Linked DNA regions of Homo sapiens: regions 1 and 3 are each linked to region 2. Evidence: chromatin contacts called from ENCODE Hi-C or POLR2A ChIA-PET data. All regions are on one chromosome and are shown on one strand. Each heading gives the region's core, a stretch centred on a gene start or an enhancer-like site at or near the end of the contact. The rest is flanking DNA. Distances are from core to core; before and after follow the strand shown.

Evidence for each region. A loop is a pair of places that touch in the nucleus more often than their neighbours do. ChIA-PET counts read pairs that join two places held with the same protein, here RNA polymerase II (POLR2A). Pooled maps may share reads with other maps.
Region 1: a map of MCF 10A shows a loop between it and region 2 (19-fold over the local background). The contact joins two enhancer-like sites. A Hi-C loop is called at or near these places in 28 of 168 maps with a recorded cell type or tissue (B cell, CD4-positive, alpha-beta T cell, CD4-positive, alpha-beta memory T cell and 23 more), 20 of 37 single-sample maps with no recorded cell type and 31 of 50 pooled maps. POLR2A ChIA-PET finds 5 or more read pairs at or near these places in 28 of 52 experiments (A673, AG04449, AG04450 and 21 more).
Region 3: a loop to region 2 is called in a map with no recorded cell type, with 2.4 times the contacts of the local background. The contact joins two enhancer-like sites. A Hi-C loop is called at or near these places in 2 of 168 maps with a recorded cell type or tissue (CD4-positive, alpha-beta memory T cell and CD8-positive, alpha-beta T cell), 2 of 37 single-sample maps with no recorded cell type and 11 of 50 pooled maps. POLR2A ChIA-PET finds 5 or more read pairs at or near these places in 7 of 52 experiments (GM12878, H1, K562 and 4 more).

The regions. Positions count from the first base shown.
Region 1 is chr6:37,181,499-37,184,996 of GRCh38, forward strand. No RefSeq gene overlaps it. Among named protein-coding and RNA genes, the nearest start is that of PIM1, 13 kb to the left of the region's middle. RefSeq lists a cis regulatory region at 1,772-1,985. Within about 2 kb of position 1,918, at least 5 of the 41 ENCODE cell types and tissues checked have a DNase peak (open chromatin) inside an H3K27ac peak, as active enhancers do; they include natural killer cell, where a contact is called at or near this core.
Region 2 is chr6:37,221,025-37,224,496 of GRCh38, forward strand. All of the region lies in intron 1 of TMEM217B (transmembrane protein 217B), which reads right to left. The region is part of intron 1 of TMEM217 (transmembrane protein 217); the gene reads right to left. Among named protein-coding and RNA genes, the nearest start is that of TBC1D22B, 35 kb to the right of the region's middle. RefSeq lists an enhancer at 872-1,011 and silencers at 1,212-1,471, 1,842-1,891. Within about 2 kb of position 1,592, at least 22 of the 41 ENCODE cell types and tissues checked have a DNase peak (open chromatin) inside an H3K27ac peak, as active enhancers do; they include natural killer cell, where a contact is called at or near this core.
Region 3 is chr6:37,281,916-37,285,142 of GRCh38, forward strand. TBC1D22B (TBC1 domain family member 22B) reads left to right here. Exons shown (of 13, transcript NM_017772.4): 4 at 270-449; 5 at 967-1,037; 6 at 2,421-2,549. Among named protein-coding and RNA genes, the nearest start is that of TMEM217B, 25 kb to the left of the region's middle. Within about 2 kb of position 1,627, at least 12 of the 41 ENCODE cell types and tissues checked have a DNase peak (open chromatin) inside an H3K27ac peak, as active enhancers do.

The DNA.
Region 1 (3,498 bases), core at 668-3,167, 39 kb before region 2:
GGCTGGAGTGCAGTGGCTCGATCAGGGCTCACTGCAGCCTTGACTTTCCAGGCTTAAGCAATCCTCCCACCTCAGTCTCCTGAGTAGCTGTGACTACAGGTGGGCCCCACTGTGCCCAGCTAATTTGTTTTTTTGTTTGTTTGTCTGTTTGTCTTGAGACAGGGTCTTGCAATGTTGCCCAGGCTGGAGTGCAGTGGTGCGATCACGACACACTGCAACCTCAACCTCCTGAGCTCAAGTAATCCTCTTGCCACTGCCTCCCAAAGTGCTGGGATTACAGGCATGAGCCATTGTGCCTGGTCTGAACTACATCTTTGATAACTCTTTTTTTTTTTCTTTTTGAGATGGAGTCTCGCTCTGTCCCCAGGCTGGAGTGCAGTGGCATGATCTCGGCTCCACCTCCTGGTTCAAACATTCTCCTGCCTCAGCCTCCCAAGTAGCTGGGATTACAGGCGCCTGCCACCACGCCTGGCTAATTTTTGTTTTTGTTTTGTTTTGTTTTGTTTTGAGATGGAGTCTCACTCTGTCACCCAGGTTGGAGTGCAGTGGCACCATCTCGGCTCACTGCAAGTTCAGCCTCCCGGGTTCATGCCATTCTCCTGCCTCAGCCTCCCAAGTAGCTGGGACTACAGGCACCCACCACCACGCCCGGCTAATTTTTTTTTTTTTTTTTTTTGGTATTTTTAGTAGAGACGGAGTTTCACCATGTTGTCCAGGATGGTCTCAATCTTTTGATCTTGTGATCTGCCCGCCTTGGCCTCCCAAAGTGCTGGGATTACAGGCATGAGCCACCACGCCCGGCCTGATAACTCTTAACCTAGTGCCAGGCATGTAGTAGTTCCTTAGTGATAATAGCTAACATACAGTACCTACTATGTGCCCAGCACTATTCTGCATGCTTTGCATGCATTAACTTATTTATCCTTAAAACAACTCTATGACACTATTGGAAAGTACAGGGGGAAACACTGTTATTTGTTTTATTTTATTTTATTTTATTTTGTATTTTTATTTATTTATTTTTTTTTGAGACAGTCTCGCTGTATTGCCCAGGCTGGAGTGTAATGGCGCGATCTCAGCTCACTGAAATTTCTGCCTCCTGGGTTCAAGCGATTCTCCTGCCTCAGCCTTCTGAGTGGCTGGGATTACAGGTATGTGCTATCACGCCCAGCTAATTTTTGTATTTTTTTTTAGTAGAGACTGGGTTTTGCCATGTTGGCCAGGCTGGTCTCAAACTCCTGACCTCGGGTGATCCACCCGCCTCAGCCTCCCAAAGTGCTAGGATTACAGGCATGAGCCACTCCGCTCTGCCTATTTTATTGTTTTAGAGATGAGGGTCTTGTCATGTTGCCCAGGCTGGCCTCAAAATCTTGGCCTCAAGCAATACTCCTGCCTCAGCCTCCTGAGTAGCTGACTGTACAGGTACATGCCACCTAGCCCGGCTTGATGCAGTTATGTATCCACATTTCACAGATGGGGATAACAGATGTGCAGAGCAGTAAATTTCATGTCAAAGGCCACATATTAGGTAGTGGTCAGGTCAGAATTTGGACCTAGGCCATCTGTGGTTCTATGGTCATCCAGACTCCGCGATCTTGGCTCACTGCAAACATTTGTGTGGATTAGCCACCTCAAGGTCCCTTCAGGGCCCAGGATCTGGAGGTGAGAATGGTTCTTCCCCAGACTCCAGAGTTGGGTAAGCCATTCTGTTCTGTGGAAATAGTCATTATGAACTCCTGTAAACTATCTTTCACTTGGGCCTGGCTGGGGAGGAAGAGTTGGAGGCTGAAAAGGGAGAAGAAAGGGGACCCGGGGGGGTTGGGGTGGGGCAGGGGCACATTTCTTGTAAATGTTGCTCAGCTCCTTCAACTGCTGTGCTGGTTCTTGGAAACCTTCACCACAAAAGACCTATCAAGAACAGTGTTAAAAAAGATATGGCCTCATCCCCCAGTTCATTTCCTGCCCAGCCTTGCACTACTAACCCCGATTGCCAAGAGCAAGGTTGCAGTGTCCCCTCAGCAGTGCTGTGGGAGGAAGTGCAAAAATAAGCAGAACTAGGGGCAAGACCAGAGGACTGTCTTTATTTTTATTTATTATAACAGGACATCCGATGTACAGAAGTGGATTCATCATAATCCTTGGCTCATCGTATATTCTCATCCTTGGTCCAAGAATGGTCTTTTGTTTATATATATATATATATATATATATATATATATATATTTTTAAATCGGAGTCTTGTCACCCAGGCTGGTATGCAATGACGTGATCTCGGCTCACTGTAACCTTCACCTCCCAGGTTCAAGTAATTCTCCTGGTTCAGCCTTCCAAGTAGCTGGGATTACAGGCGCCTGCCACCACGCCCGGCTAATTTTTTGTATTTTTAGTAGAGACAGGTTTCGCAATGTTGGCCAGGCTGATCTCGAACTCCTGACCTCAGGTGATCCACCTGCCTCGGCCTCCCAAAGTGCTGGGATTACAGGCGTTAGCCACCGCATCTGGCCCGTTATTATTATATTTTATCATACTGGGTAGTGAATCCACCACCCAGCTCAAAAAACAGAATATTAACAATGACATCCATCTATCTATATGATCCTCTCTTAGTCCATTTCTTACCTCCCCCAGATACAACCCACTGTCCTAAATTTTGTGTTTGGCATTCTCTTACTTTATATTTTATTTATTTATTTTGAGACAGAGTCTCACTCTTGCCCAGGCTGGAGTGCAGTGGCATGATCTTGGCTCACTGCACCCTCATCTTCCTGGGTTCAAGCGATTCTCCTGCCTCGGTCTCCGAAGTAGCTGAGATTACAGGCATGTGCCACCATGATTTTTGTATGTTTAGTAGAGACAGGGTTTCACCATGTTGGTCAGGCTGGTCTTGAACTCCTGTCCTCAGGTGATCTGCTCGCCTCAGCCTCCCAAATTGCTGGGATTACAGGCATAAGCCACCATGCCCGGCTTATTTATTTATTTACTTTGAGCTTGTCACCCAGGCTGGGGTAGTCGCGCAATTGAGGCTCACTGCAGCCTCAAATTCCTGGGCTCAAGTGATCCTCCTGCCTCAGCCTCCCAAGAAGCTGAGACACAGACATGTTGCCACCACACCTTGCTAATTTTTTTTTTTTTGAGATGGAGTCTTGCTCTGTCGCCTCGGCTGGAGTGCAGTGGCACAATCTAGGCTCACTGCAAGCTCCACCTCCTGGGTTCACGCCATTCTCCTGCCTCAGCCTCCCGAGTAGCTGGGACTACAGGTGCCCACCACCACGCCTGGCTAATTTTTTTGTATTTTCTAGTACAGACAGGGTTTCACCATGTTAGCCAGGATGGTCTCGATCTCCTGACCTCGTGATCCGCCCGCCTCAGCCTCCCAAAGTGCTGGGATTACAGGCGTGAGCCACCGTGCCCAGCCCACCTTACTAATATTTAAATTTTTTGTAGAGATGGGTGTCTCACTATGTTGACCAAGTTGTTCTTGAATTCCTGGCCTCAAGC
Region 2 (3,472 bases), core at 342-2,841:
TTGTTGTACAAACAATCTCTAGAACTTTTTCATCTTGCAAAACTGAAACTGTACACCCATTAAGCAACGAATTCCCATTTCCCCCTGCCCCAGCTCCTGGAAACTATCATTCTACTTTCTGTTTCTATTAATTTGACTACTCTGGACATGTCATGTAAGTGGAGTCTTTTTTTTTTTTTTGAGACGGAGTCTCGCTCTGTCGCCCAGGCTGGAATGCAGTGGTGCAATCTCAGCTCACTGTAACCTCCATCTCCTGGGTTCAAGCGATTCTCGTGCCTCAGCCTCCCAAGTAGCTGGGACTACAGGAGTGCACCACCACACCTGGCTAATTTTTGTATTTTTAGTAGAGACGGGGTTTCGCCATGTTGGTCAGGCTGGTCTCAAACTCCTGACCTCAGGTGATCCTCCCACCTCGGCCTCCCAAAGTGCTGGGATTACAGGGGTGAGCCACCCCACCTGGCCATGTAAGTAGAATCTTATAGCATTTGTGACTGGCTTATTTCTGTTAACATAATGTCCTCAAGGTTCATCTATGTTATAGAATGTGTCAGAATTTTCTTTGATTACTGCATTAAAATAAATAAAAGATAAACTGAAAATATATGAAGAAACAGGAAACCATAGAAAATGACCTAGTGTTACAGGATCTCTGGGGTGTCAATTTTCTGGCCAGAAACCTCTGTGGCCAGCGGCACCTTTGCCTGAGTTCTTGTTCTGTGTCCAAGATGAATGAGGTACACAGACAAGTGAAGGGTAAACAAGATGAAGATGAGCTTTAAGTGTTAGATCAGCTAAAAGGAGACTCGCAGTGGGTAGCTCCGCTCTGTAGGCAAGTCATGCTAATATCTGCTGTTCTCAGCAGGGAGAAGGCCCTGGAGAGGGTTGCTCCTCTATGCAGCTGATAGTCCTGACGTCTCTGCAGGTCTCTGAGGCTCTCAGAAGAGAGGGTAGTTCCTCTCTGTAGCTGGTCCTCCCATTGTCTCCTGCTATCAGCAGAGAGGATAGCTCCTCTCTGCAGCTGGTCGTCCTATCATCTCTCTGCTCTCTTCGTCCTCTAGCCATCCTCTGCCCTGCTCTGGCTAAGCCCAGGTCTTTTATGGACCTCAGAAGGGAGGAAGTGCACGCAGATTGGTACATCGGGGGCCATGGGCAGGCTGGAAGAGGCACCACTTAGGTCTGCAGGACTGGCGGCCTGGCCCCAGCCTTCAGGCTCTCCCTGGCCTGAGGGTGGGGCCTTACTGAGGACCCGCCCCCTTCCACCCGGGAATCGATACGCCTCCCGCTGCCATCCATGGCCCCCCCAGGGCTCGACCCCAACCCGGCTCCGAGATTTGAACTGGTGCCGGGATTGGAGAGAGGCCAGGCAGCGGGAGCAGACATCCGGGAGCCTGCAGGGACGGCAGGAAGCCGGGGAAGGGGGCCTCCTGGGGTCCCCGAGGGTGCAGGCTGCAGAGACGCCCGGGTCCTGCACCTAGGAGGTCCCGCCCCGCTAACTCGAAAGGGGCGGGTCTCCTACTTGTCCCTGGCTCCTGCCTGCTCAGTGAAGTGGGAGGCCCAGGTCTGCAGCCGTGGGTCCTGGCAGCTGCAGCTGCACCTGGGAGGGCAGATCCTGCCTATTCCCGGCCCTCCTCCAAGAGCACAGGGAGGCTTCGATGCACAGCCACAGTTTGGGCAGCTGCAGCCCGCCCAAGAGGGCGGGACTTCTGCCTGCTCCGTAGAGCCGGAGGTGGGGTCTACGGCTTTGGTTTGGGCGGCTGCAGTAGCACCCGGTGAGTTCCCGACTTAACTCAGAAGGGGCCGGGCTTCCACCGGCTCCATGGAGTGTGTAACCCTAGCCGCGCCTCCCTGCTGCAGCTGGAGTGACAGCCGGAGTGATGGTAGCAGCCACTGCCATTACTAGCTGATTTGAAAAAGAACCCAAATAGAATTTCTAGAGATGAAAAACTCAGTATCTGAAATTAAAAATTCAGTGGACATAAATGGTAGCAGGTTGGACACAGATTAAGGAATAATTAGTTAACCAGGAAACAAGATAAATCAGCAGAAATTATCCAGAATGTAGCACAGGGAGACAAAAAGATGGAAAATATGAAGGAGAAGTTAAGAGACATGAAAGACATAATAAGATGTTCTGATAGAGAAAGAGAGATGAGACAAAATGGGGGTAGCATATTTACAGAGAAAATAGCTGAGGATTTGCACAACTGAAAAAAAAACACCAATGCACAGATTCAAGAAACCTAACTGATTGCTAGAAGGATAAATGAAAGAAAATCTACACAAAACATATGGTACTCAAACTATGGAACACCACACACAAAAAGAAAATCTCAAAAGCAGCCAATGGGCTTTTTATTTAAAAGACCAACAGTTATAGACTTCTATAGGAAACAAAAATCCCATGGAATAATATTTTAATTGTGCTACACAAAGCAAAACAAACAAATAGAAACCCCTGCCAACCTAGGATTCTATACTCAACTCAAATATTTTTCTTTTTTTGAGACAGTATCTTGCTCTGTCGCCCAGGCTGGAGTACAGTGGCGTGATCTCAGTTCACCACAACCTCTGCCTCCCGGGTTCAAGCAATTATCCTGCCTCAGCCTCTCAGGTAGCTGGGATTACAAGCGTGTGCCACCATGCCCAGCTAATTTTTGCATTTTTAGTAGAGACGGGGTTTCACCATGTTGGTCAGGCTGCTCTCAAACTCCTGACCTCAGGTGATCTGCCACCTTGGCCTCCCAAAGTGCTGGGATTACAGGCGTGAGCCACTGCACCTAGCCCATTTTTCTTATTTATATATTTATTTATAGAGATGGAGTCTTGCTGTGTTGCCCAGGCCAGAATGGAGTAATGCAATCATAGCTCACTGCAGCCTCAAACTCCTGAGCTCAACAGAGCCTCCTGCCTCAGCCTTTTTTTTTTTTTCTGGAGACAGGATCTCACTCTGTCACCAGGCTGGAATGCAGTGGCACGATCTCAGCTCACTGCAACCTCCGCCTCCTGGGTTCAAGCGATTCTCCTGCCTCAGCCTCCCGAGTAGCTGGGACTACAGGCGCCCACCACCATGCCTGGCTCATTTTTTTGTATTTTTAGTAGAGACAGAGTTTTACCATGTTGGCCAGGCTGGTCTTGAACTCCTGACCTCAAATGATCCGCCTGCCTCGGCCTCCCAAAGTGCTGGGATTACAGGCGTGAGCCACCGCGCCCGGCCTCTGCCTCAGCCTTTTAACTAGCTGGGACCACAGGTGCATACTACCACATGCAGCTCATTAAAAAAGAAATTTTTTTTAGCTGGGTGCAGTGGCTCATGCCTGTAATCCCAGCACTTTGGGAGGCTGAGGTGGGCGGATCATGAGGTCAGGAGATCGAGACCATCCTGGCTAACATGATGAAACCCTGTCTCTACTAAAAATACAAAAAATTAGCCGGGCGTGGTGGCGGGCACCTGTGGTCCCAGCTACTCGGGAGG
Region 3 (3,227 bases), core at 377-2,876, 61 kb after region 2:
TCTCAAAAGTTGCTGCAGCATCTGGCGTCTCTGTTACCACCTAAGGTGCCTTGGTGTGTTTGATATAAATGCAGCCCTTTCTCTGGGCAGTGAATGGGGTGTGGCTGGGTTCTGGCCCCTCGCTGCCCTTCAGCTGGGCACCTCAGACAGTGCACACAGGCAGCCACACCCTTGGGGAGGAAACACAATGCTGAACGGTTAGGTTTAAGGCTTCTCAGAATCCATACTCCTCACACAGCCCGTTCTCTTTCTTTTTCAAATGATCTCAGGTGATACATGCCTGAGGAACCCACTCCACAAACAGCAATCACTCCCTCTCCGGCCCATCATCCCCCTCGTTGCCCGGATCTCGGATCAGAACGCTTCTGGGGCCCCCCCAATGACTGTCCGGGAGAAAACCCGCCTAGAAAAATTCCGTCAACTTCTCTCCAGCCAGAACACTGACTTAGGTGAGTCCCTGTGAGCCCAGGCAAGGTAGGAGCTTTGGGTGACTGGAATTCTCAGAGACCTGGAAGCTACTGCTCTTTATTCTTCCTTCTTTTACTTTTCTAGCTTCTCCTGACCTGGTGCCCATTGCAGTGACATGCAGGTATTAAGTCAGACATATGTTACTAGAGATTATGGACCAAATTAGGTGGGACTGGTTTCTGTGGCCTGTAGACCCTAGTGCAACTATTCTGACTTTGGTCTTCCTTATCTCAAGGTGACTCTTACTGAAATCTACACCCACTGGTCTTTCCCTTCCCCTCTAACTTTCATCTCTGAGCTGACAGGACTGCTACTGCAAGGCCGTGTCCTTGGCACTTAGCTGCTCGGGGCTGTTTTGGGCTTTTCACTGTGCTTATGGGTAGCAGGTGGTGGTGGTGGTCTTACATGGATGGAAGGAGACATCAGGCAGTGCTGGTTGCGGTTTGCTTTAGAGCATTTGTGGAGAGTTAACCTAACAAGGCTGTTTTCTATTTACAGATGAACTGAGGAAGTGTAGCTGGCCAGGGGTTCCCAGGGAGGTTCGACCTATAACCTGGAGACTCCTGTCGGTGAGTTCTACCCACTGTGTAGAGAAATGTGAGCCTCACACAGCCCTTCTTGCCTGATGAGGTTAGTCTGGACACATTGGTCTTAACTCCATAGACTTCTCTAGTCCTACTGGATATGACAGAACTATGGGACTATAGTCCTATTTCTGTGCATAAAGAAATACATTCTTGAGAGTTTATTCACACACATGTAGTGGTACACAGACTTGTACCAATAGTCATGGTGTCATGTTCTTAACAGCGAGGAAGAAGAATAGAGTGAGATAGGGTGATCCCAGCACTTGCTTTGAGTAAGCTCCAACGTTCCCTGTGCTTCACTCCTGTTTCAGCCGGAATAACCAAAAGTTGAAACCCACTTTGATCTGTGAAGAGTTGATAAATTGGCCTCCCTTGGAAGCTTTACTAGTCCTGCTTTCACCAAGTACAGAGCACTGTGCCAGCCGCTATGATAGAAACACTTGGGTTTCCTGAGCCTGTAAAATTCATTCATTCATCTAGTGAGGATTTATTGAGAGCCTGCTGTTTGCCAGGCATAGTGCCAGATGCTTTGAGCAGATGCAAAAATGAATAAACCACAGTCCCCACTCTCCAGGCACTCACTGCAGAATGCATTACATAAATGTTTTCAAGAAGAAGGGTCTGTCTCCTGACTGCTCGCCCCCACCTCTACTCTTGCAACCATGCAATCATTGCCTCTGCCACTTCTAATAAGTTTGAATACTATTCAGAGTAGATTTGGTGAGAACGGAAGGGGAACAGAAAATATAAGAATGAGAGTGGGATCTAGACCAGGGATAAGAATGAAAGTTGGCCTGGAGCTTTGGCTAGGCCGGGGGCTGCTGCCAGAAGTTCTGTCTGAGTGTTGTAGCTGTATGTCACAGATTCCATTCAGCTGCTTCCTAAGCTGGTAATTCTGAAAGTTACACTGGAAAAGAATGTAACTGGCACCAACTTACTTGGCACACTGCTGAGATGTGCTGTAGAGGTTGCTATATCCCTGCATTTCTCAGAAGTATGGCCCTGGACACACACAGCCCTCCGAGGCCATGACTTGGGTCCAGCTCCCTCCCACTGACCTACATTCACTGCTGTACTGTGCCAGCTCTGGGAGCTGAGGAGTGCTCACCAGTGGCACAAGCTCCAGCACAGTGCAGGGCCAAGGGAGTAAATAATCCTGGGAAAGCTGGCCTTGCTTCATCTGCTCACATGTGGATCTCATTGAATGAGGAGAGGGCAAAAAATGGGTGGCCAGAACCAAAAAGGGATTTACCCTTGGCAGTTTTCCTTCTTGGTAGTTTCCAAACCACTGCATAGATTAAAATAAAAATTAAGGATTTATCCAACCATTGTCTTTCCCCATCTGACCAGCAGTCTTGTCTATAGGGCTATCTCCCAGCAAACACTGAGAGGAGGAAGTTGACCCTGCAGCGGAAGCGGGAGGAATATTTTGGCTTCATTGAACAGTATTATGACTCTCGAAACGAGGAACATCACCAGGATACCTACAGACAGGTACAGTCACCACCTGCTGCCTCTTTGCTTACCAGTCATATACTTTAGGTATGTCTCATGGTAGTGCTCTCAGGGTACAGGCTTTCCAAGTCTTCAGGCTGTGGTATATTGGTTAGGAGTTAAATTTATCCTCAAAACTGTTTCCCCTCTTTTCATTCAGCAACTCTGATTTTAGCCATTTTAAATAGACAGACTTTTTTGGCACTAGTCAGTGCACTGCTTCTCAAACTTTAATGTACATACAAATCACCTAGGATCTTGATAAGATCTCACCTAGAGATTATGAGAAAATGCAGATTCTGATTTAGCAGGTCTCAGGTAAAGCCTGAAGTTCTGATGTGCTCCCTTGCAATGCTGCTGCTGCTGGTCCACCAACCACACTGTGAGTAGTAAGCGTTATCGAGCATGGAGAGGAAAGACAAGCTTACCTAGCCGTGGTCCAGTCCCTCTGGACTATGACATCAGTATGTCTTCCTGGCAGCTGCACTGCTGTTTTGGCATCTGTGACTGTAGGAGCTGTAGCTTTCAGTAGTCTTGTCAGGGAGTCTTCTGTCATTGCCCATAATGGTCCTCATGGTCTGCGGAAAGGTCTGCTCCCAACATCACATGTGGAGGGAGGAGAAGAGTAGGCCAGGGGTTGCAGAAAGTGGAAGGTGGGCAGCTATTTACAACAAGCCT